Regions from separate parts of the Homo sapiens genome. Here regions 1, 2, 3 and 5 are each linked to region 4. Evidence: chromatin loops called from intact Hi-C (ENCODE). Cell type or tissue: HCT116. All regions are shown on one strand. Region 1 holds the start of LOC105372098 (a long non-coding RNA gene). Region 2 overlaps SKOR2 (SKI family transcriptional corepressor 2). Region 3 has its middle 180 kb from the start of SMAD2. Region 4 holds the start of MIR4527HG (MIR4527 host gene). Region 5 overlaps KATNAL2 (katanin catalytic subunit A1 like 2).

The links. A loop is a pair of places that touch in the nucleus more often than their neighbours do. Peaks named below come from ENCODE experiments on the same cell type or tissue, not always from the same donor. Only the 100,000 strongest peaks of a DNase experiment are listed, where the experiment ranks them.
Region 1: a loop joins it to region 4, with 13 times the contacts of the local background. A loop is called at or near these places in 16 of 110 quality-filtered maps.
Region 2: a loop joins it to region 4, with 8 times the contacts of the local background. A loop is called at or near these places in 9 of 110 quality-filtered maps.
Region 3: it touches region 4 in a loop (3.0-fold over the local background); 6 of 110 quality-filtered maps call a loop at or near these places.
Region 5: it touches region 4 in a loop (7-fold over the local background); 4 of 110 quality-filtered maps call a loop at or near these places.

Annotation. Positions count from the first base shown.
Region 1 is chr18:47,098,076-47,103,075 of GRCh38, forward strand. KATNAL2 (katanin catalytic subunit A1 like 2) reads left to right here. Exons shown (of 18, transcript NM_001387690.1): 16 at 1,168-1,330; 17 at 2,179-2,281; 18 at 2,791-4,168. The coding sequence ends at 2,930. LOC105372098 (a long non-coding RNA gene) reads right to left here and starts at 160. Exons shown (of 4, transcript XR_935432.3): 1 at 1-160. RefSeq lists silencers at 2,264-2,476, 2,312-2,421. In HCT116, CTCF peaks have their summits at 2,333 (motif pointing right) and 2,532; a DNase peak (open chromatin) is centred at 2,336.
Region 2 is chr18:47,213,793-47,218,792 of GRCh38, forward strand. All of the region lies in intron 7 of SKOR2 (SKI family transcriptional corepressor 2), which reads right to left. Among named protein-coding and RNA genes, the nearest start is that of SKOR2, 35 kb to the right of the region's middle. In HCT116, a CTCF peak has its summit at 1,936 (motif pointing right); a DNase peak (open chromatin) is centred at 1,969; H3K27me3 peaks cover 4,680 bases.
Region 3 is chr18:47,746,964-47,751,963 of GRCh38, forward strand. No RefSeq gene overlaps it. Among named protein-coding and RNA genes, the nearest start is that of SMAD2, 180 kb to the right of the region's middle. RefSeq lists a silencer at 2,224-2,403. In HCT116, CTCF peaks have their summits at 2,352 (motif pointing left) and 2,552; a DNase peak (open chromatin) is centred at 2,378.
Region 4 is chr18:47,281,446-47,286,445 of GRCh38, forward strand. It overlaps MIR4527HG (MIR4527 host gene), which reads left to right and starts at 4,279. Exons shown (of 3, transcript NR_147192.1): 1 at 4,279-4,316. LOC124904295 (a long non-coding RNA gene) reads left to right here. Exons shown (of 3, transcript XR_007066359.1): 3 at 941-2,587. In HCT116, a CTCF peak has its summit at 2,259 (motif pointing left); a DNase peak (open chromatin) is centred at 2,266; H3K27me3 peaks cover 2,084 bases.
Region 5 is chr18:47,047,869-47,052,868 of GRCh38, forward strand. The region is part of intron 4 of KATNAL2 (katanin catalytic subunit A1 like 2); the gene reads left to right. Among named protein-coding and RNA genes, the nearest start is that of ELOA2, 15 kb to the left of the region's middle. In HCT116, CTCF peaks have their summits at 2,708 (motif pointing right) and 2,907; a DNase peak (open chromatin) is centred at 2,733; H3K27me3 peaks cover 2,541 bases.

The DNA of each region.
Region 1 (5,000 bases), 180 kb before region 4:
GATAGAGAGATATGAAGCAGATATAGAAGAATACTGATGTTGAATCAAGATGGTATGTATATAGATGTTCAATTGTTTTATTCTACTTTTATATTAGCTTGAAAGCCATTGCACTCCAGCCTGGCGACAGAGCAAGACTCCGTCTCAAAAAAAAAAAAAGTGTACTAGTCCATTTTCATGCTGCTGGTGAAGACATATCCAAGACTGGGAAGAAAAAAAAATTAACTGGACTTACAGTTTCACATGGATGGGGAGCCTCAGAATCATGGCGGGGGGCAAAAGACACTTCTTATATGGTGGCAGCAAGAGAAAATGAGGAAGACGCAAGAAGCGGAAACCCCTGATAAAACCATCAGACCTTGTGAGACTTATTCACTACCATGAGAACAGCATGCGTGGTGGAAACTGCTCACGATTCAAATTATCTCCTACTGGGTCCCTCCCACAACACGTGGGAATTATGCGATTACAATTCAAGATGAGATTTGGGTGGGGACACAGAGCCAAACCATATCAAGAAGTTTAAGGAAATGGCCTATGGATGCAAAATCACATAAACTTGGCCTGACAGTTTTGGGAGGAGTAAAAGTGAGTGTCTGAAAGGGCGGTTATTTGCACTGGGCACCCAGGAAGGGCCACTGGTGCTAAGTTCACCAATGTAATGAAGTGAGGGGTCATTCACTCCAGAAGGACTGAGAATTTTGGAAGAATTAATGTACTTAGAGTGCCCAACTTATTGTCAGCAATAATTTACTCACTGGCAAGATCGGACTGAATAATTCATGTTACAACTGCAATCAGAATACTCATGATTGCTGGTTGTTAGTTGGTTTTTGTACCCCAAATTAAGTCGCATAAAATTACTTCCTTTTCATTAGTTCTGAGAATGTGCTCTTTTCCTTTTCTTCCATTCATCCTTCCTTCCTTCTCTTTCTTCTCCTTCCTTTCTGCTTTCCTCTCTTCCCTTCCTTCCCTCCCTCAGTTCTCTTTCTCACCAATTCTTTCTCCAAATAATATTAATTGTCCCATCCACTCAAGGCATAGATGTAGAGTGACAGTTAAAATGCAGAATTGCTTCCTGCAATGCTAAATTGTTCTTAAAGTACAGTTGTTGTTCAGGAAGTGTGTTTGCAGCCCTGTCCAGCTCCATTTCTGGTGTGATTTCAGGGAGCTGGACTGTGCCATGTTACGCCGCCTGGAGAAGAGGATTCTGGTCGATCTCCCCAGCCGGGAGGCCAGGCAGGCCATGATCTACCACTGGCTGCCTCCTGTGAGCAAGAGCAGGGCCTTGGAGCTGCACACAGAGCTGGAGTACAGTGTGCTGAGCCAGGTCAGCTGCCCTGGAGAGGGGCACATGTAGGTCAAGGGCCCACCATATGGCCATCTTGTAGACCAGGTCTTACCATGAGCTGATAGAAGCTTGAGACACTTAGAATAAGATCCAAGCTGCCCCCGTAATGCAATGGGCATCTTCACGAAGAATAAGCTCCTTTTCACTTAAAAATATTCAGAGAAGGAGAAACAATGTGAGGCAGTGGAAACAGCATAGGGTTTAGACTCAGAGAACCTATGGTCAAATCCTGGCCCTGCTGCTTGTTAGCTGTGTGACCTCGGAGAAGTCACTTACTCTTTGAGCCTGTTTCTTCATCTGTAAAATGGGTAGCAGATGAGCCACAAAGAATGACTGTGATGATTACATAACAGAAAAACTCCAGGTACATGTCTATTATGCCCATTATCACTGGTGTCCATTCCCAGGGTGTTGCAGAAATGTTGCCTGCTTTTGGTGAACATTTGAACACAATGTTCTCTGAGGTTCCTAAATGGCAGGTATGATCTTATTTACAAGAATAAACGTGCCTACCAAATTTGACCATCCTTGGATTTGAGCACAGGGGCCCTGATAGGCTAACTTGGGTGTTCTGATCCTTCACTGGCATCTTACAGCATATTTCGATGGTGTTAGAAAGCCATTCTAGCCCAGCTGCTTAGGTTATCCCAACATGCTAGCAGGGTCTCTTCCTCAAGCACTGTTTATCTGGGAATCTTTTTAGGATGTTCATGGGTGACAGATACAGAATCTACACAGGGCTTCTGATACTGGGTCCTGCCTATAACAACGTAATGGCCAGGAGCATTCTGCCCACTGACCAATGGCTGGTTTTTTGGCTGTTTCAGGAGACTGAGGGCTACTCAGGCTCAGATATTAAGCTCGTCTGCAGGGAAGCAGCCATGCGGCCCGTGAGGAAGATCTTTGATGCACTTGAAAATCACCAGTCAGGTATGGGTTGGATCACCATGAAGGTGTTCCAGGAATTTGTGTAAAAATCCCTCTCACCAGCAGATGGAGCCTGGCGCCTGTTCTTGGTGCCGCTTTACACTTGGCAATGCGTTTTTTGGTCAAATCATCCCTCACTCAACTCATTCCTCCGTGGGTGTTCTGATTTGGATCGACTTTGCTTGCAGATGATAAACTCCTTAGGGCTCAGGCTTTTATTTCTCTGGCACACTCTGATGTTGGGCTGGATCCATTTGAGGCACTATATAAATATTAAATAATACCTGGTAACGATACATTTAGGTCACATTTTTTTGTCTGGGCCTTAGGGGCTAACTCAGTTGCACGTTAAAGAATTTTTCCCCAGCCCTCTTTAGTCTTGCCTTTTGCTGCATTAACAATTAAGAATGCTGCATTATGCATTATTTTGAAAGAAGGTCTATTAGCGTTTCAAGAGCATTGATCACCAAGAGGTCGATTGTTGTGCTGTTACTGTTGTGTTCTTATCCTAGAAAGCAGCGACTTACCCAGGATCCAGTTGGATATAGTAACCACTGCCGACTTTCTGGATGTGCTAACTCACACCAAGCCCTCCGCAAAGAATCTGGCTCAGAGATACTCAGACTGGCAAAGAGAGTTCGAGTCTGTCTGAAACCACATTTACCCTGACCTGGCCACAAAGGCAACCACAAAGACCTCCTAGTTTATTAATGTCCGTGGGAGAACAAAATGATTGGAATGGAAAAGAGAAAATTATTTTTGAAGACTGGATTAACTTGAGCCACTGTATTGTTTTGGATAGCTGAGATATATTTATTAACTTACCATTATCGATGTCAGCAAAATATTGAGAGTTTCAGTTACATACATATATGTGCTATTGGGTCATACAATGGAGATTTTTCTGACAATTAGACTCCATAAAATTTTAATGAACAATTTTCTGTAATGTTACTCATTTGTAAACTTTTTAAGAAAAAGATGTACTTAGAAAAGTTGTGTTGGCCACACACAGGATGACCCTGAGTTGGGGCAGCCAAGTAGAAGCTAAGCTTGACAGGCACTGCCCAGCTGACAGTCCCAGGGTGAAGGAGGACGGAAGCAGGGAAGGCAATGCAGTCTGTTTCTCATTCCGGACAATATTCTGAATCTCATCAGCTCCCCCTAATTCTGACTCCATCCAGCTTTGTCAGCAGCAAACCCCTCCCAAACTAAGCCCCACTCAGAAATGTCACTGAGCATTCTGATGCTAGAGCTAATAGCCAGGGTGACTAGCACACCATCACCATCAGCTGCCAGTCTGATTGTTTTGGGTTCTGGCCCCCAATAACATCTTTTCACTCTTCACACCTCACATCCGGTGTGCTCTGCCCTTCTCTTTCCATTGCCGCAGCTTCTCATCAGATCCAAAGCTTAGGATGGGGCACCTAAGCTTCGAGAACATTCATCCCAAGTCTTCCCTGCTCTTAGGCTCTTCCCCCTCTCCTTAAGGGGTTATAAACAACTAGACGCATCTCTCTCAGAAACCCACAATCCGAGGCATCTACTTTCAACCCTTGATAAATTTTGAAGGCTTCTACTAAGTAATGCCACTTCTTTTCCCCCACTAGAACTTACCTATGGGAAATCACCTTCTTTTCTCTTCCTTGCCTTGTCTTCATCATCCCTGCAGACAGACTCTTCAAGAGGAAAAACCTCCAGAAAGAGACACTTTGGATAGCTAAGTATCCCAAAGGATTTTACCCTTTTAAACAAAACCAAAGCATTTTTTTCGGTATCGATTATTTTGAGATTATTCTCAAATGCCTCTTTAAACATCATTTCATGGAAAATGTCAAATTGAAAATATACCTTATTTAACAAATTGAAAATAAAAAAGATTTCATCTCAGTACATGCTTAAACTTCTTCATAAGCATCAGGCACTACACCATGCAGCACCAGTGATATAGAGAGTCCCCAGTCCCTGGGCCATGGACCCGTAGTACCCGTCCGTGGCTTGTTAGAACTGGTTTGCACAGCAGCTAAGAGGCAGGTGAGCATTACTGCCTGAGCTCCACCTCCTGTCAGATCAGCGAAAGCATTAGATTCTCATAGGAGCGTGAACTCCATTGTGAACTGTGCATGCGAGGGATCTAGGTTATGCGCTCTTATGAGAATCTAAGTAATGCCTGATGATCTGAGATGAACAGTTTCATCCCAAAAGCATCCATCCCCCGCCCCCTATCCAGGCCCACTCCGTGGAAAAACTGTCTTCCATGAAACCGGTCCCTGGTGCCAAAAAGCCTGGGGACCACTGACATAGATGACTCTACTTTGAATGGCCCAAGACTGATGTAAGGCCTAAGTTCCGATGTCTACTTTATGGTTTGGCGGGGGTTCTTCTTGTCAGAACTGACATCAGCTGACATTTCTTGTAGCTGCTAGTCCATTTGCTTGTGGCCACTACCATCATTTCTAATTTTATAAAATCTCAACTGCTGTTGTGAATTTGCTGCAGTGGGAAAGTTGGTGCTGTATGTATACCCAAAAGTGACTGGGTAAAGGGGCAGGGGAAATGCTCCTCTGGATAGCAGGCTTCATGACAATACATTTAGGTCCTTTCTGCTTACTGCCCGTTCCTGAATTCATTCAGAATAAGTGCAGTCCTGCCATCCCTCACAGCAAATACACTTAACCTTCTTCCACTTCCAAAACCCCATATGCAGCCTGTGTGCCTGCTG
Region 2 (5,000 bases), 68 kb before region 4:
TATGACAAGGACAGTTACACAGGGACCTACTCCAGTTACCTCTTCTTTTCACTCTAGGTTATGCTATAGCTGCTATTAACACAGACCCCTTTGAATATTGGTTTTCCATTATGGTATATGCTGCAATGTGCCAAAGCATATGGATCACTTCTCTAGATGCATGACATGACAGAGCCTGGAATGGAATTCCATTATTTAGGATAACAAACAATGTAAACTTTTGGGCACAAGGAGTTCCAATAAAATGGTTTGTGCCACTCTCACATTTAAGAAGAGCCCTCAACATCAACATTAGACACCACAAAGGTTTAGCCAGTGTCTGTTCTATGGCAGCCACCAGGAGAGATAAGTTAAATCACCATGGGCCATCTCATTAGAGGAGTAAACTGCTCAACCTAATCCAAAGAAACCCGCCTGAAGGATTCTACTTTCAGAGCTAAGTCAAAATGGCTTCCTCTTTCTTTTTTTCAGAAGCAATAACACAGCATTTCATTAAGGTAGAAAGTTGAGAAGGAAAAGAAAAGCAAAAAAAGGACTCAAGAAAAAAAGGACATTTCCAAATAAGCATATTTGAGTCCCAAGGGTCCAGATTGGAATTTAAACTGGGGTGAAGAATTATCCCTACTAGAATGTTGATTTTTTCATTTATTTCATTAAAACAAAATGAAATAAAAGCCAAAAAACAACAAAGATAAAAAGCAAAAAGTAATGAGCTGAGAATCATGTATTTTTCCATTCTAAGTCCTAAATCATGAATGGTAAATAAAGATTATAGTAGCATGGCCAGTTGTTCCTGGAAACAACATTATTTCACTGATTCCAGGATGCACTTTATCCCCTCACATTTTAACATTTCTGAAATCAGATGTATTAGAATTACAGTTGAAACCTTTTACTTTATGATTCATCAAATAGTGGTGCCTCTTACAATTGATGGTGCTTCAGATTCCATAAAATGCAACATTGGACTTGCAGACACTTCAGCAAATTCTCCCCAACTTGGAAGCTCAGGATTTTAGAGGCTCAATTTAAACTAGTTAGTTATTCCATGCAAATCTCCTACAATAGGACTTACAAAAGCTTTCTTTTCATCTTGACCAGCTTAGAAATTACCGAGATTGGCATGGAGAAAAAAAATTCAAAGTATTATGTAACTTCTAAATTACCTACTTGGTTATAGTAGATCAAAAGTACTGGAGTTTAAAAAAAAAAAGTGACTTCCTAGTTTGTGCCAAAAGAGTTAACCTGAGCTCACACATTCAGGTCAGTCAACATCTCAAAAAGAGAAAGATGAGAAGAAAAATGCTACATAACTAAGGAACAACTGATTGCACTGTCAAGGTGCACAACAGTAGATCAATAATTGGAAATGGACACACAGTAGCCAAAGTCTGTCTACTGCTAGAGAATTTTAAGGCAGCCTCCACAGAAGTTCAGGCTTGCATTAAGTCTTCTGACTTGCAGGGATCTCCTTTTGATGCATATTTAGACACAGAACCAAAATCTTCTAGTGGCCCAGGGATCTTCTTCTAAAAATATAATGCAAAATAGTAATGGTCCTATCTACCTTTTTTTAAAAAAAAGATGTAAGACATATTTTTACAAACTCTGTAGGTTATACAGTAGAAATCTGGGCAAGTTCCCATCCTAATGAATATTGGAGAACCTCCAAGAAAAGACCATCTTACTGAAGAGCTGTGTCCTTGCCAAAGAACAAGCACTCCTCCAGCAAAGATAACGACCTCTCACTCCTTTCCCTGTGACGATGCACTGCACTCCCATCATCAGGAAGTTGTAAACTGCTGTTTTACAAGTCCACCGTGAACAAAACATTAGTCCTTAATCTATTGATTGAACATTATTTTAATTGAGGCTTTTAATGAAGAACTTTGAGACCAATTCCCCCTAGCTGCGTGTGACTGCAGAATTCTGGAAAAACAGCAGAGGGCACTTAAAGACTAGCACATTTTCCCCATCAACACGCCTTGTGGTAGTGATCTGACAAGTTCAAAGGATGTGAATCTGGGTCTAGCCATTTATCATGTGCTCTGTGTTGCAGCATCACAACGTTCTCCAAGAACTATGACTAAAAAATAAAAAAGCATGTCTTCAACAAATCTACAGTAGTAGCTTATACACAGATGCACTTGCTTATAAAATTATTGCCAAATTCATAATAAAAAAAGGTTATCAAGGCATCATCACAGTCTCAGCTCATGTTGTAAGTTTTTATATTCCAGTCCTTGGAAAAACTTTAATCAAAAAGCTATTCACTGAATAAAAATCTTCAGTCAGCTTCTTCAGCCTAAGGACTGTTAAGTTTTGCTTTTAAAATTGAATAAACTTGTCCTAGAATCATAATTCATTTGTGAATGAGAAATCCTTTACCCTTTATTACACTAAACATTTACATTTTTATAAACATGCTAAATTAAAAAACTTTTGTATTGGTTCATAGGGATAGAAAAATATTTCTTTGTTTTGCATAACTAAATGTGGCTTAGTAATACAAATGCTATAAGCACTTAAAAACCCAGGGCAGGGGTGGGGGACTTTAACACAAACCACGTTAAATACTAAAATACCCAAATTTTGAGCTATTTTTTAAAAAGGTAGCTTATACCATGTATAAATGTTAACTAATTCCTCACTGTTTTAAATCTCACATTGAGATAAGTACACATTCATTTATAAAGACACAAAGAGAGTCAATCATTTGACTCTGTAGTCATCACAACTTTACATTTAACACGGGAAAAAGAAGCAATGGTGCAGAAATGACAGTCAACAGAGAATCTAAAAATGCAGGAGCCAAAGAAATTCATAAGTTTTCTTTCTATGGCAATGATACCCAAGACGCTTTCAATATAAGTTTTTTGAATAGAAACACTTTTTAACAACATAGGATAAATGCATTGTGGGTCTTTGGGAATCATTACAAAATATGATGGTTTTAATATATTTGAATTCTCCTTGACTGCAAGATAGAGTGGGCTTTTATGTCATCTCAAGAAAAAAAAAGCCTGTTTTGTAATATATGCTCTGTAAACTTTAAATATAAAATAATTTGAGTGAACTGTTCTGTTTTCAGGAAGCAAAGCATGCAACCATATTGACTGATGAATAAGATCATCCAACTAAAATATTCAGAAAGCCAGTAATTGTGATATTTTACAATTTCTTGATAATCTTTAGATAGAATTTTCTAAAGACATTTTCCCCCAGGTACTTTGACAGATACATCAGGCTGAATAAGGAATTAGACACATTTCTGTTCAAGTAACACTGAATCTGCAGCCTCAATTCTAAAGCAGATAGTACCATGTAAACATAGGTCCTTCCTGCACAAAAATATATCTAGCCGGATGGGCATGGTGGCTTACACCTGTAATAGTTCCACTATTGTAGGTACTACTTTGAGAAGGGCCACACCATTAAATTGATTACTCACATTGGCATAGCATATTATGGCTTGTATGTACATTTCATGTTTATTACTCACTTGCACCTTATAATATTCCTACCAAGGCCCTAGGTTAAACCTTATAGCCGTTCATTTTGGTTGAGGAACTGACACTTAATGAACTATATGGGATGGGTCTCAATCCCAAGTTACAGATGTTAAAGCTCATCTCTGTTAGGTGCAGACAGAGCAGTAATACAGAAGCTCCCCAAAATTTGCTAGTATTCCTTCCTTTAGGAGTTGTGGTAGTAGTATTTGCTTAGTGTAAAATAACATTTGAGGAAACCAGGACCAAGCCAGGGAAATTTGGAAAAGAATTAAGAGGACTGCTATATGAGAGTATCAGAGCTGGGTCAGGATCATCATGGGTGGTGATTCATTCAACAAATGTTTATGAACAGCTGTTTGATGCTGCACACTGTGATAGGTACTGGAGTCAGCAGGAAAACCTTGGGCATCTAATGGTAGGGGACACACAAAAAGGGGAAGAAGCAGGAGGGACAAATCATGTCGATTTCACCAATTTTCATGTTGTTACCCTGGAAGCAGCTTTGTGTATTTCAGGAATTATATGATACCTACAAGGGCAGGAGGGTGGGGGTGGGAAATTCAAGCTTTTCCCAAATTATTTAATTTGCTACCAGGAATAGTTTACTATCTATAGGAATGTGAATTAACAACATTTGTCTAGATAGATGAATACATGTTGTAAAATATTTTATAAGACAGCATAATAAAATGATTTGGTAATACCAGTTTTAATCTTCCATGTACCAAATATCTCAAAAGACATGAGATATTTTTTTGTTCTATCAATCCTATCTGCTTAGTACATGGAGACAATATAATTTCCTCTTTTACTAAAGAAACCAAATGCCAAAGAAAATTAAGACATTAAGGTCACATAACTGGCCTTAAATAAGGGCACTAAAAGAAATACTGTTTCCTTTCCTAATGCCCATTTTGCTATACTCACCACCACCCCCTGAAATCACAATTTTTTTGTTGCAAGTGTGGCAATTATTTTCTTTTGTTTTAAGAGTATGAAAATGGGCTGGGTGCAGTGGTTCATGCCTGTAATCCCAGCACTTTAGGAGGCCCAGGTGGGAGGATTGCTGGAGGCCAGAAGTTTAAGACCACCCTGGGCAACACAGAAAGACCCTGTCTCAACAAAAAATTAAAAAATTAATCGGGTGTGGTGGTGCACACCTGCAGTTCCAGCTATTTGGGAGGCTGAGGTGGGAGGATTGCTTGAGCCCAGGAGTTGGAGGCTGCAGTGAGCTATGATTGTACCACTGCACTCCAGCCTGTGCAGCAGAGTGAGACCCTGTCTCAAAAAAAAAAAAAAAAAAAAATCTGAAAATGATGTCCTTTGTAAAATAAGGAAGGTGTTAAAATTTTATATTCCCCTACATCGAATCTTTTATTTAAATTTTTCCTTTAAACAGAGAATACAATAAATACATTCACAGCAGTAATTATAGCTCTTATTATCAAGGAATCAAAAGCTAAGAATGGGAATTTGTTATTAAATCAA
Region 3 (5,000 bases), 470 kb after region 4:
CTCAGCACTGTGTTTACATTCACCATGTGGATCCCCATGAGGCAAGAGGTGAAGACTGCAATCCAAATGCTGGGGTTCTCTCTTGCTGTTTTCTTCCTCTCCATTTTAAACAGGCAGCCAGGCTCTGTTCAGCTTCTTAGTCTCAAGGATCTCTGCAGGATGGAAAGCAGAAAAGCCCCTCAACAGTCAGAGAGAGGGGAGCCAGAAATGGTGGTACCTAGGGGAGGTGGCCAGATCTTGGGGGCACACTGAAGTGTGATGCACCTGGGGAGCCAGCCCCTAAGCCTGGGAAATCCAGCCCTGCCAAAAAAGTGCAGGGTCCCAAACAGGCCTATGCAGCAGGGGGACCTGGGAATTCTCCCAGGCAACCAAAGCAGCCTGGGGCGGGACTCAGTAGAGACATTGCCCCAGACCGGAGTGCCTCTGGAGGGTCCTACGCAGCTGTGTTCAGGGTGAGGGGCAGAAGCTTAAAACACCACTGTACCCTGCCTGAACTGCAGTCACATGGAAAGAGGGAAGATGAAGACGGAAGCCTGCGAGCAGAACTGGGGGGCGGGGACCAAGCCTGGGCTCCTCTCCACCCTGTGATTGGACCCACTGTGGCCGGTGCCATTCCAGAGCCACCCTGGGTTTGGCGTGAGGCATCTCCCAGCTGTTATTTGACCTCTAGCTCCCATGGGCTTATTTGAAAATACCTGCCTGCCTTTCCCTTCCAGCTCCACCTGGGAAGCCTGATCTCATCCAGTTAATAAAACAGGAACAGAGGCATGGGACGCAGCGAAGGCACCCGTGGGACCCTGTCCTGGTCCCAGCTTGCCCAGTCTCACGGTGGTGGTGAAGTGAACCAACCTGAGTTTCTTCTCTATTCTCTGCCTGCTGACAGGAACAAAGGCCAGGAGGAACAGGCCTTACAGCTAAAAGGTTCCCTTGGAGGCCCATCTCAAATTCCCTGCAGGTGTGGCCACTCGTCACAACCTGATTCCTGGTGACCTCTCTCTGCGCAAAGGCAAATGGAGAAACAATATCTCAGTTTATGAGACCCTGGTTTTAGAACTCAAGTCCCATTTCCCTATGGACCCACAGGAATATTTTGGAGATCGTTAATCTTCATTTCTGATTGATTTTCTGTCAATATTTCCCCCACCCCAACCTTTCCATCAAGTAGTTAATGAGCTGTAAACAAACACTTGAATGCACCGGGGCAGTGGTTTTCCAAGAAGCCTTTTGAACCGTGAACCAAGGCCGGGCAGTACAAACCACACCCTCTGGTTTGCTGTGGGCGCATTTGTGCCTCTAGTTTTTCTCACATGGGTTCCCCAGGACTGGTGAAGTGAGAAGAGTCCCCCGCCTCCTGGAGGCAAAGCAAGTAACAATTAACTCGCCATAAAGGGGAGTGCACTGAATAAACCCCAAATCTCTCCCCTCTGCCTCCCGCCCCAAGTGTAGCCACTTCTCTGGGTCAAGCGCTCCAGAAGGTTCACCCGCACGGGAGGTGGCAGAATCCAGGAGCACCGTAGGTATCCGACCCCCTCCTGGCAGGGCTTAGATGGATAGAGCTGGGAAAAGTTTGAAGCCTGTGTTCCTGTGAGAGGGGAGGCTTGGGCCCACCCACATGGCACTGCATGGCCAGGGTGACGCTGGAGGTTCCCGAGGGGCCTGAAGACTTAGAAGGTCCCAAAGATGACAGTGGTAGAGACTCCGTGCCGGACCCCACAATCTGGTTTGTGTCAGCCCTGGGAGTGTCATGCAAGACCCCTCACCGCGGGTCTCAGTTTCCCCATCCATCCTGCTTCCGTCGCAGCGGTATTAGAAGGATCCGGGGACACACGCTTGGGAAAAGTCTAACGGTGTCACAGATGTCAGAGGGAACCCTCTGGCCTCCAGGATCACAGATCTGTCCTCCCCACGAGCCAAGGCCCAGGAGTTCCTCTGCAGTCCGCCTGAACGTTAACACGCAGGGAAAACTTCAGGGAAAACATACAGCTGATAAAAATTTAATGCTATATGTAACAAAGGAGAATGAATATTTAATCCGTGCTTTTATGCGAAACCACATAACCAGGCAGCCCCACGCGGCGCCCCTCCCCTCGCCCGCGCCCGGCAGCGAAGCAGTTAAGCGGCTGGCAACAAGCAGCTCCTAATAAACACTCGGCTAATTCTGTAGGAAAAGCACTAATTAGAAAAGCAATAATAATCGGTGTAATTGCTCTAAATTACCCTCCTAACAGAGAACGGCGCTCGGAGCCGGGAACGCAGCTGCCGCCGCCCAGCCCTGAGCCCCGCGCTTCGCGCCCGCGGCCCTGAGCTCTGCTGACCCCTGGCGGCCGCCGCGCGCCGCGCCGTCTGGACTGCGAAGGGCAGCCGCGCGAAACCCGACGCTCTGGCGCCCCCTGGTGTCCGCGATGCCGCACTGACCCGCGGACGGACGGGAGGCCTACGGATCCAGGATGGCTCCTTCGACTCTCCCCACGCCCCCCGCCCTCTGCTTCTCCCCAGGGCTGCTAAGGAACCAACATCACACTGGCTGGCCCACGCAGGACAGGACAGGGCCAAAACAGTAATGGGATGCGCGAACCTCTAAAGGGTTACTGGAATTCGGGATGCTGTGGATTTAGGGGATTGCTTTGGGCATGGGGTTGATGGAGGGAAGGAGGGCCCTCCTTAAGTGTAGGAGGTCAAGATTTTAGGGATGACATGTTCAGGGGAGAGGGCCAGGACAGGCTGGGCAGGGCTGCTTTTGAGAGGCCTGAAATTAACAAGGACGCTACGCCTTTCTGGTGGATTTGCGGACCACTGATAGGGTCGTTAACAAGAGCCTCCCATACCTGCTACTGGGATGGCCGCTACTGGGCTCGGCCGCAGTTTTCAGGGTAAGTTTGGGCCCTCAGCCTGTGTGTGTCTCAGCCCTCCTCAGACCAAACCACAGTCATTGACTTGGTCTCCCTGCTCAGTTGTCAGTCTGACACAGATACACACATATACACACACATGCACACACACATATACACACATACACACATATACACACATATACATAAACATACATATACATGCTTATACATACATATACATACACACATTTATACAAATATACATACACACACATATACATACACACATTTATACAAATATACATACACACACATACACATACATACACACATACACATATACATACACACACTTATACATACATACACACGTTTATACACACATACACATATATACATACACTTATAAACCCATATACATACACACATTTATATACACATATGCATATACATACACACATTTATACACATATGCATATACATACATTTATACACACATATTCATACACTTATACACACATGCATATACATGCATACACATACATATACACACATACACACAGATATAAACACATATACACATGTATACAAAGATATGCACACACATACACCCATATACACATACACACATATACACATATACATACACACATGCACACGTATACACATGCACACATCTCATATATATGCATACATATACATGTACACATACATATAGACATACACACATGTACATACACACACACACACACACCACACTGGGAGCTGCTGAGGGGCAGGCCCCTCTTGGTGCCTGACGCCTGGAGTAGCCACTCACTAAATGCTGGATGAATCAATACCTGGAACAGGCTGGATGCCCACCTGGGGGAAACAGCACCTAGGGATGGGAAAGCAGGGTGTAAAGCTGTGGCCAAAAGTACCAGCAAGAACCAGAGAGGGATCTAGTGATGCCCCAAGGGACCGAGGACCCTACGGGCTGGGAGGTCAGGAAAGAACCCTGGAGGAGGCAGGGTCTCCACTGGCCCCTGGAAGCTGACACTAGAAGCTTAGAATGAGGACCTGGAAGCTCAGAGGGTTTCTAGTACCCCCCAATCCCTCAGTAAGGGGAACTGGGAGGGGTGGCCTCCAACAAGAATCAAACTACTGCTCCCCTGTCCACCAGCCCTCACATAACCGTGCCCTTTCCCGACACCAAGGCAAAATCCCACCCTCTTCTGTTTTAAAGCAAGCTGAGGGGGGCGGTCAGTGTGAAGGGGGTTGTCCCTCCTACCCACTGCACTGATGCCTTGGCACTGCACTGATGCCCTGCCCGGAACCTGCACTGATGCTCTGGCGCTGCACTGATGTCCGGGACCTGCACTGATGCCCTGGCAGTGCACTTTCTGCCTGGGACCTGCAGACTTCCCACATGCTCCTCATCTCCACCTGCCAATCATCAACCACATGGAGTCCGCTGAGAGTCTTGCTCCTCCTGCCTCTGCCCTCAGGCCTGGGACCTGAGTACTTCAGTGCTGAAGAAAACCGACCAAGGAGTCCTGGCTGGAAACCAAGCCATGTGCTGTCCTGCCAACCCCCATGCATCCTCCCCACAAGGCTGAAGCTTTTGCTAGAAAACACCCCACATGGTTAGAGAATGGGTGTTAATGACATGAAATGGGCACTCCCTCCCCAGAAAGCCTTCCCTGGCTTACTCATCATTACAGGACAACCTTGGAATCTATGGCATAACCTGACAGATATGGCTTCTCCATCATATGATTGATCTAAATCAGTGGTTTCAGAGGGAGCCTCTTGCTGGCAGGTTATATCCATGGGTCTCAGCGGGAAATGTGTGGATGAGGAGGGGACAAGGCCTTTTGGGTACCACCCCTCCTTAAACAAGCAGCTCCACCTTCACATCTACAGAGGCCATACAGCCTGGTAACCACATGCCTAGGCTAGGAACCAGGCTACCTGGGTTCAATTCCTAGCCTTTTCACTGACACTGTGTGACCATGAGCAAGTTTCTTAACTCCTCTATGCCTCATTTTCCTCATCTATAAATTAAGATGTTAGTAGTAACCTAACTCAAAGGATTGTTGGGAAAAGTAATTGAATTAACACAGGTAAAGTGTCTGGCATACGGTAAACGCTCAATGAATGTTAGCTATTAATATTAACTGGTGTATA
Region 4 (5,000 bases):
AAAGGCCTCTGCTCTCCCCTGTATTCACTAAATTATGACCCTGAAGATAATTTGCATTTCATCCAGAGGAATACGTAATTTTAGAATTTGGAGCTTAGATGGGACTTTAGAGACTTGCTACTCAATGGAGGTATGCTTTGATTTGGACACATCCAGGGCCTAGAAGCTCATAGCAGTACAATGTAAACTGTCCTGAGGGTAGGGCAACTCTAATTAGAGGTATCAAGCTAAAATTGACCCCCTTAATTTTACCCTTGGTCCAGTGGGACAACACACACACAAGCCACACATAGCCATTCTGGTATTTTATGTCAAGTCTTCTCTCCAGCCCACACATTTGGTTTTGACCACTCCTTACCAGAAACTTCTCACTACCACTGGCTTCAGAGGTGAAATTTGGTGTGTGGTACCTTTTCAGAATCCTTGATATCCTAAACAGATGCCTGGATTACTTCACCTATGCCGGTTTCCTTGGCTCACTCAAAATATGGACAGGTCCCACCTACTTTAAACACAGTTTTCTGCTCCTTGACAGTCTTTCAGATACGTTTGGGGAAATCACAAACTAGTAAGGGGATGATCTTTCCTGCAGGATATACACAAGAAAAGAGATCTTTCAAGGGAATGCCGGGTTACATGTCATATCTGCTAAGATGTGTGCGGCTGCAAGTAACAATGTCTAGAGTAATAAAGACATTTAACGAGCTCACATAACCAAGAGCTGGACTGTTTTAGCTTTGGTGTTGGGGCTCAGTGGTGCCATCCAGGAACCAGGCTCTTTCTATGTGACCCTAGCTTGTTGTCTTTTAATTCTTAAACTTACTGCCTCATGGTCACAAGTAGCTGCCTCAGTTCTAAATAGAAAATCCTTACATACTATGGATTAAGGTAGGAAGAAATGGAAGCCTTCATTCTTATCTCTGTCTCCTTTTTTTAACAGGAAAAAAACCATTCTTCCAGGAGAGGCTCCTCCAAGCAAACTTCCCCTTACATCTCTTACCAGAACTGGGTCACATGCTCCCATCTAAAACAACCACTGGCCATTAGAAATGGTGTTACCATGCCTGTCTTGGACCAATCACATTTGATCCTCTGAGGATAGAGACATGTTGCCACCTGAACAACTGTGGGGTGCTGTACTCCTGGCAAGCAGGGAGAATGGCTGTGGCTAGGCAACTGACAGCATCTACCACAAATATGTTACTCAGAAGAAGAATCGAGGATGGCCATAATTTTTATTTAAAGATTTCTATTTTACAGAGGCATATCTGATTAAGGGACATTTAAACTTCCCTGTTAAACTTATCAAGACAAAAAGACAAGGCATCTTGCCACATTTCTTAAATATTCTCTGCAGTCTCTCTTGACCTTTTCCCAGCTGTGCTGTAAACATAAAGATAATAACATATCTGAATAACATTTTATGGTGCACAGATAATTTTCACATACATTATCCATTTGACCCTCACCATAACTGTGTGGGGTAGGTAAGGTACGATTGTACTTTTCATTAATTTTTTTTTTTTTGAGACACAGTCTCGTTCTGTCACCCAGGCTAGAGTGCAGTGGTGCGATCTGGGCTCACTGCAACCTCCACCTCCCAGGTTCAAGTGATTCTCCTGCCTCAGCCTCCAAGTAGCTGGGATTACAGGCAAGTGCCACCATGCCTGGCTAGTTTTTGTAATTTTTTAGTAGAGACAGGGTTTCACCATGTTGGCCAGGCTGGTCTAGAACTCCTGACCTCAGGTGATCCACGTGCCTCGGCCTCCCAAAGTGCTGGGGTTACAGGCATGAGCCACTGCTCCTGGCCACTTTTCATTAATTTTTATTGGACTTAGGATTAGAAGGATGAGCAAATCCTACTACTTAGTGCGTGGAATACTGGCATCTATTGTTTTTGCTTGGCTCCTCTCTTGTTTTAATAATTAACTAATCGATCCATTCTCTTTTATTGCCATCTCCCACTCACACTTTTTCCTCCACATAGGCAATCATTCTAAATATGTCCAATGTTTATCTTATTTGTATGCGTATTTATAAAGTGAATATTTTGTTTAGTGTGTATGCAGTTTCGTTTGCATAAATTGTAATATTCTGTGAATCTCATTCTGTTTTGTACTTTTTTCATTCTGCTCTGTTTTTAGAAGTGATCCATGTTGCTATGTGTATCTACTCCATTGCCTTTAAATGCTGCATAATACTCCACGGTGTTTGTCGATCATGTTTTACTCATCTTTGCCCCCTAGTGGAAACCATGATGGCCTCCAACTCTGCACACAAATAGTTTCAAACAAGAACCGCTGGTGAAATGTGACTGCTGATGGACCTGGGTGGGAATTTCTCTGGGATGCCGACTAAAAAGCATGGTGGCTGGGTCATAAAATGCACACTTAATTTGAATAAGTGCCACCCAGTGGCTCTCCACAAAGCCTGCACTAGTCCATTCTACTAGAAATTATTCACATTTAACTGGAAACTGGGTCTTGGAGATGTTAAGTAACTTGCTCAAGCTCACATAAGGAGTAAAAGTGAATTAGGACATCCAGGACCCAAATCCAGGCCTTGTAACTTCAGGTCAATTTTATTTTCCAGGGCACCACCCTCTAAGTCTCTGGATCATAATATGGAGCACTAATAAAAAGATTTCTTGAGGCTTTTGTTATTTACATAATGAATTTCAGAAATGGCTTACTGGTGCTACTGGCAAGTTGCAGGCAGAAGAAAGAATGAAAGCGAATGGGCATCTCATGTTCTATTCTCTGATTCAACCTGTTTTGGGTCCCTTTTGACTGCTTTACCACAGTTGCTATTACATTATTTTGGGAAGTATTTAAAAAAGAAGAGAAAGTGCTGGATATCTGAACTCCTTTCCTCCAGTCTGCCATGGGCCAAAATGTAGTACCACCATGCCTGACTAGAAAGTAAAAGAGGAATCATAGAATCAGATAGTGTTATAACCAGAATGGGCCTTACAGACCATTTAGTCTAGTCCTCCCATTTTATAGATGAGAAAATGGAGGCCCAGAGAGAGGAAGACAGTTGCCTGAGGTCACACAGCTGGAAGGAGAGCAGGATGGGCACCCAGGCTTTCTGAAAACCAGTCTCTTTGATGCAGGTGAACCCCCACATTGGGGCTCAGCTCAAGAGGGTTCTTAGCTTTGCTCAGGAAGGAATTCAAGAGTGAGCTGACAGTTAAAGAAAGCAAGTTTTTAGAGCAATAGTGTACAGCAAAATGGCTGCTCCACAGACAGAGCAGGGCCATCCCATAGGCAGAGTAGCACTTGTGCATTGCTGGCTAGCTCTATTTATAGCTGCTCCTAATTATATGCTAAATAAGCGGTGGGTTATTCACAGATTTTCTAGAAAAGGTGTGGGGAATTTCCAGAACTGATGGTTCCTTCCTCTTTAAACCATGTAAGGTAACTTCTGGGTTTTGCCATGACATCAACTGTCATGGTGCTGGTGGGAAGTGTTTTACAGCATGCAAATGTATTATAATTCCTAGTCCTAACTGCTTTTGGCTGGTTCCTTTGCTACATCCTGTTTTGATCAGCAGTGTCATGAAAACAAGTCCTGTTCATCTCCTACCTCTCCTTGCCCTTTCCACTTTTCTGCACACAGCAACTTTCACCTGCGCACCCAGGAATCCACACTTTAAGTCTTAACAACCTGAGGTGTTGTTGAGAAAAAACTACAAACAGTGGTGCGCTGGCAAATCTTTAACAATCACCTGGGGTGGGGTGGGGTGTGGATAAACAAGCCTTATTTGTAGCATATGGCCAATTTCAAGCTGCCAAAGTGCTGTCACTGAACGTGAAGTAGTGGGAGCAGGGCAGCAGAGGGCCACCAATCAGAGGCATTTCCACCAAACAGATGCAATTGGCATAAGTAACTGCAAGGGCACGGACAACCGCAAGGTCTGCTAAAAGGATTAGGAAGTGATGAGTTTTGAGTGTTTATTACTTTTGGTTTTAGTGTAACTTATTTGTAAGCTTACATAATTTAATGTCTAATAAGGGCAATGTTTAACAATCACTCATGAAATTCCTGAAAATTGAACTGATACGGTTTGGCTGTGTCCAAACCAAATCTCATCTCAAATTGTAATCTGAATTATAATCTCCACGTGTTGGGGAGGTATCTGGTGGGAGGTGATTGGATCGGGGAGGGGGGGATTCCCCCACGATGTTCTCATGATTGTGAATGAGTTCTCACGAGATCTGTTGGCTTTATAAGTGGTGGTTTCCCCTGTTCTCGCTCTTTCCTGCTGCCTTGTGAGGAAGGTACTTGCTTCTCCTTTGCCTTGTGCCGTGATTGTAAGTTTCCTGAGGCCTCCCCAACCATGCAGAACTGTGAGTCAATTAAACCTCTTTTCTTTAAAAATTACCCAGTCTTGAACAGTTCTTTATAGCAGTGTGAAAACGGACTAATACGTGAATACTCAGCTCTCCTGAGCTTATGCGAGTCAGCCCCAAGACAACATTGGCTATAAAGGAATGAAGCCAGCTTCTCGGTGTAGCAACCCGCCTTCCTAGTTTATAAACTTGTCCTGATTCTTCTGCATACTCTTTGGTGGAAACATAAAATATGAATATAGTGGAAAAGAGGGGCAAAAGATAAATGAGTTATTCTGGAGATAAACTTTCTGTGTAGTGGAAGTCTTAGCTCTGTAAGCTCCGAAGCTATGATGGTTTTAACTTTTATTGATGAACTTTGAAAAGAGTTGTGTTGCATTCTTTCCTACCTCATTACACGTGAGACATTATGGCTTATTACTTTTTTATGAAGAACCCAGGACATGTTGAAGTGTGCAAATCTATTTTCCCTTGGAATACATGACCTCAAACTGCTAGGCTGTTGGGGCCTTTGGACTTGCTTTTTAGAGTTTTGCTTTTTAGAGTTTTTTTTCTTGCTCACTTTCCAGAAGCTCTGACTTCTTTTTACTGTCAGTGTGTCTGCCTCTATCTTTTCCCTCCTCTTTCTAATTGACTAGAGAACTA
Region 5 (5,000 bases), 230 kb before region 4:
CAGCTAATATTTAAATTGTTTTTAGAGACAGGATCTTGCTGTTGCTCAGGCTGGTCTTGAACTACTAGCTTCAAGTGATCCTCCTGCCTCAACCTCCCAGTCACTGAGATTAGGGCTTTAAAACTTTTGAGTTAGAGCAGTGGTTCTCAATTAGGATGATTTTGTTCCTTGGGAGATATTTGGCACTGCTTAGAGGTCTTTTTGGCTGTCACACTGGCATCTAGTGGGTATAGGCCAAGGATACTGCCAAATGCCATCTGACGCACAGGACAGCCCCCATAACAAATAATTATCTGACTTTGAATGTCAACAGTGCCAAGATGGAGAAATCTGGAGTTAGAGCAAGAAAAACCAATCAATTTTTGATATTTTCCCAAAAAGTCTGATAAGCATCTTTTCCTCCATTAAATAAGGGAGCTACTGGAACTAAAAGTCGGTTTTGAGACTCCAGTGACCCTCGTCCTGGAGAGGTACAAAGGAAAAAGGTGAGGAGGGCAGGAGGCAGTTGACAACGAACTGAGAGTTCCCATTGTTTCTCTTACCCATGCCAGCAACCACTGCTTTCAATAAACCTATTGCCCCCTAGAAGGAAATGAGTGCCCCCGTCCCATGGTTAGCAGACAGGCAGGCCATCAGTCACTTCTCAGCTTAGGCTCAAACTCTGTATCTCCACATAGCAGTGGGGTGGAATTGAGCCCCGGAGCAGGGCAGGGCTGACTTTGGTCTTTCTGTGCCTCTGTTTCTCCATCTGGGCTATAAGAGCATTCCTGAAATTGACAAGCCAGACAGTCTGCATGTGGGTAGTGGGCTGCTCTGCTCTATTCACCAGGCACTTAAGTAAAGTAACCCCAAGGGTAGCATATGAGAAAGTGCTAAGTGTTCAATCTATGACAGGGCTGTGGGGCTTGTTGTCATAGGGACGGCTTCCAGGATATGCGTATAAACTTAGAAGCCAGACTCTTTTTTTTTTTTTTTTTTTTTTTTGAGACGGAGTCTCACTCTCTCGCCCAGCCTGGAGTGCAATGGCGCGATCTCGGCTCACTGCAAGCTCCGCCTCCTGGGTTCAGGCCATTCTCCTGCCTCAGCCTCCCGAGTAGCTGGGACTACAGGCACCCGCCACCAAGCCCGGCTAATTGTTTTGTATTTTTAGTAGAGACGGGGTTTCACCGTGGTCTCGATCTCCTGCCCTCGTGATCCACCCGCCTCGGCCTCCCAAAGTGCTGGGATTACAGGCGTGAGCCACCGCGCCCAGCCCAGACTATTTTCTTTCAAATGTCTGCTCTTCCCTTTGCTAATCTGTGATCTTGGACAAGTTACTTATTCTCTTTATGCTTCAGTTCCCTTGTCTGTAGAATGGAGTAATGGGGTATAGCTAAGTATCAGGTAGATGCCATTATTACGAGGATTAAATATGTAACATGCTTAGAATCATGCCTGACAATTACACTTATACTTCTATTATTGATAGGATTTGGGTTTTATTCTCTTAATACCCAACTTGGTTCAGCAAAGGACTTAAAGAAACTGGAATGTGGGCTTGGCCCATTTTACATCATCTTTTGATGGAATCTCAGCTCTATCCAAAGAACCCTGAGTTAAAATACCTCAAGGTGCTTTTCTGAGTGTGTGCAGCACTTGGAGCAGTAGTTATACAGAATATTAATAGGTGTTAAAGAGTTTTGTGGTCAGGTAAGCTTGGCAGATATTGGGTTAAATTAAACTAGGTCCCTCATTTCAGGACTTCTCAGACCATCTGATTTACTATGTGCAATGAGAATATCATACTAAAGTCACAGTATTCAAGGTTTTGCAAATCAATTTGGCCAAAGCTTTTCCAGGGTTTTGTTATTGTGGTTGTTGTTTTGGAGACAGGGTCTCACCTATCATCCAGGCTGGAGTGCAGTTGCCCAATCATGGCTCACTGCAGCCTCAAATTCCTGGGTTCAAGTGATCCTCTCACTTCAACCTCCTGTGTAGCTGAAACTACAGGTGTATGCCACGACACTGTTTGTTTATTTATTTATTTCCTTATTCATTTATTTTTGGTAAAGATGGAATCTCGCTATGTAGACATAGCTGGCCTTGAACTTGTGGTCTCATGCAATCCTCCCACCTCAGCCTCCCAATTAGCTCAACTGCAGGTGCGTGCCGCCATGGCTACTTTTTGTTTCGTTGTTTTGTTTTGTTTTTTGGTAGAGATGAGATTTATCTGTTGCCCAGGCTGGTCTGGGACTCCTGGGCTCAAGCGATCCACCCACCTTGGCTTCCAGAGTGCTGAGATTACTGGCATGAACCACCATGCCTGGCCTAAGGAACTCTTTTTTTTTTCTCAGACCATCTTTAGAGACGAGTTTTCCACAGATAACTTTGAGAATGCTGTCTTCCTAGATAAGTTGACTCTTATAAAACTTAAACTCACCATGCCAGGTCCCAGCACTGTGAACATAGTAACAGAATCTCAGTAAATGTTATTTGCATAGCCATTGAGGAACTTACTAGAATGTAGATGGGTAGAATAATTAGAAACGAAGACAATGCCATTTTCACAAATTATCCCTGATTTTTTATTACAATGTATTTTTTGTTCCAGAAATTGTATCAGAAAGAAGAACTGTAAAAACAAAAAGATAAAAATAAAAGTCAGATGTAGTTGTTAAGGCCAAGTAGTTTGCTGCTTACAAAGCATGCATTTTTCCTTTCTGCCACGAGATGGCTCTTTGTATCGTGAATCAATGAAAGTTCTACTAGAACTGATCATTTTCCGAAACCTGCTGGGAAAGGGACAAATGAGTGGACTGTCAAAACGAAAATGAACTATAGGTATTTTTAAGGACATATGAGTGTCAATAAAAGAGATCTGCCTTAACGAAGTTCTACAAATTCAGCAGAGGATAGATTACTGTGGATTAAAATAAACAATCAGGGAAAGCTTTGTAGAGAGGGTGACGTGAGCTGGACTTAAAAGATGTATAGAATATGAATAGACCGATGTGATGTAAGGCCATTCCTGGCAGAGGCACAGAGGAAGAAGGGGCACAGCCTAAGTGGAACAATTAAGTAAACAAGAAGACCAGAGTTTGAATGTGTGAGTGAGAATTGGTGACAGCAGACAATGGAGGGTCATGGATGCTGGTTCTTCTATTAATAGTCCTCCATATCCATCTTCTCGGGCTTGGGTAATTTTAGTAGCCTCTGCGTCTCTCTCTTGTGTCTTGTTATTATGGCCCAGTATTGCACACTACTCCTAAAGTCCCGTCCTGTCGCTCTGTTGGTTAAGAATCTCTAGCGGCTCCTCCTGCCAACCACATCGAATTCAAACCTCATTCAAGCTCAGCTCACTTGAGACCAGACGTTCGGGACCAGCCTGGGCAGCACAGCAAGACCGCATCTCTACAAAAAATAAAATAAAATAAATAGCTGGGCGTGGTGGTGCACGCCTGTAGTCCAAGCTACTTGAAAGGCTGAGGTGGGAGGATTGTTTGAGCCCAGGAGTTCCAGGCTGCAGTGAGCCAAGATTGTGCCACTCCAGCTTAGGTGACAGAACAAGGCCCTGTCTCTAAAAAGAAAAAAAAAAAAGGTTAAAAAAAGTTTGTAAAAACAGAGGAAATGTTAGTCATTTTCTCTGAGGGGCAGAATTTTCTTTTGATTTACCAGTATTTTCTAGTTTTTTCTTAAGTGAATATGTATTACTCCATACTAAAGTTATTAATAAAAAACTGATTTAGTTTTTCTCTCTGTAAAATGAGGATTAAGACATAGTATAGAAGCATGGTGAGACATGAAAAAGTATAGAAGGTGATTGGCTAGAGTCAACTGACTGTGGTTTGCAGCTTCTTTAAAATTAGCTTAGGAGAGATACATACATTTCAAGGTCATTGAAAATAATCATGGCATCTTCTTTTAAGAAAGTTCAGGCTAGGCATAGTGGCTCACACCTGTAATCCCAACACTTTGGAGGCCAAGAAGGGAATCAATTGCTTGAGGCCAGGAGTTTGAAAGCAGCCTGGGCATCATAAGGAGACCTTGTCTGAAAGAAAGAAAGAAAGAGAGAGAAGAGGAGGGCTACTAAAAAAGAAAGTTTTCTCTTTCTACTTTCCTGGATCTAGATTCAAATGAAACAGAAAGAACTCTAACCTGCAGCAGAAATCTGAATCTGGGGTCCTTGGATGAGCTCCTGAAATTGTATGCTAATTTGCACATGTGCACACTTTTCAGGAGAAAATTGTTGGTTTTAAAAGAAGTTAAGAACTAAAATTTAAGACCTGGAGAGTCTTTCTTCTTTCAGAGGATTTTGAGACACAGCCCTTGCTTCCAGTGCTAAGGCCACTTATATTGGACAGTTTTACAACTGAACAAGTTAAAAATGACAGTAAGGAACAAAGATCAAGGTACTACTTTTATACAGAAACACTCTGAAGTGCAATGTGTGACTGATTAAAAAATTACCAGAAACAAATAATACATTCCAAGTGGATGTTATCTTATATGAAAGTTCTTTGATGATCTTGATTGGTAGATCTTTGGAATTTCCTTCAGTGCTCGAGACTTGTTAATGTGAATTACTTCAATGATGGCAAATTTGGGTTGAATTTGGGTTTTATCATTTTGCCAAATGTTACCTAAAATGAATACCTGTGAATAAAGAGGTAACCAAGTTTGGGCAGATACCCATTTTAGGCTGCAAATGAGTAAAGACAAATCACAAGATGTTTCTTGGTTGATTTACTTATTTGACTTTTAAGCACTTCCAAAAACATCCTTAACAACGGTGACATCACCAGAATAAGTATGTAACTTTCAAAGGCAACTGCTTTGAAAGATAATAGTTAAATATACTTAACAAATATGGGGCTCTTTATAGGCAAACCTCCTATGCACATACTAGTTTTCATCTAATGTGCTATATATAGGCTTACTTTTTGTATTGCATCCCTTTAGACTTGTAATGCCTGTTAGCCATTATTCTTTTCACCTCAGTTAATTTCTTCTTTTTATTCTGT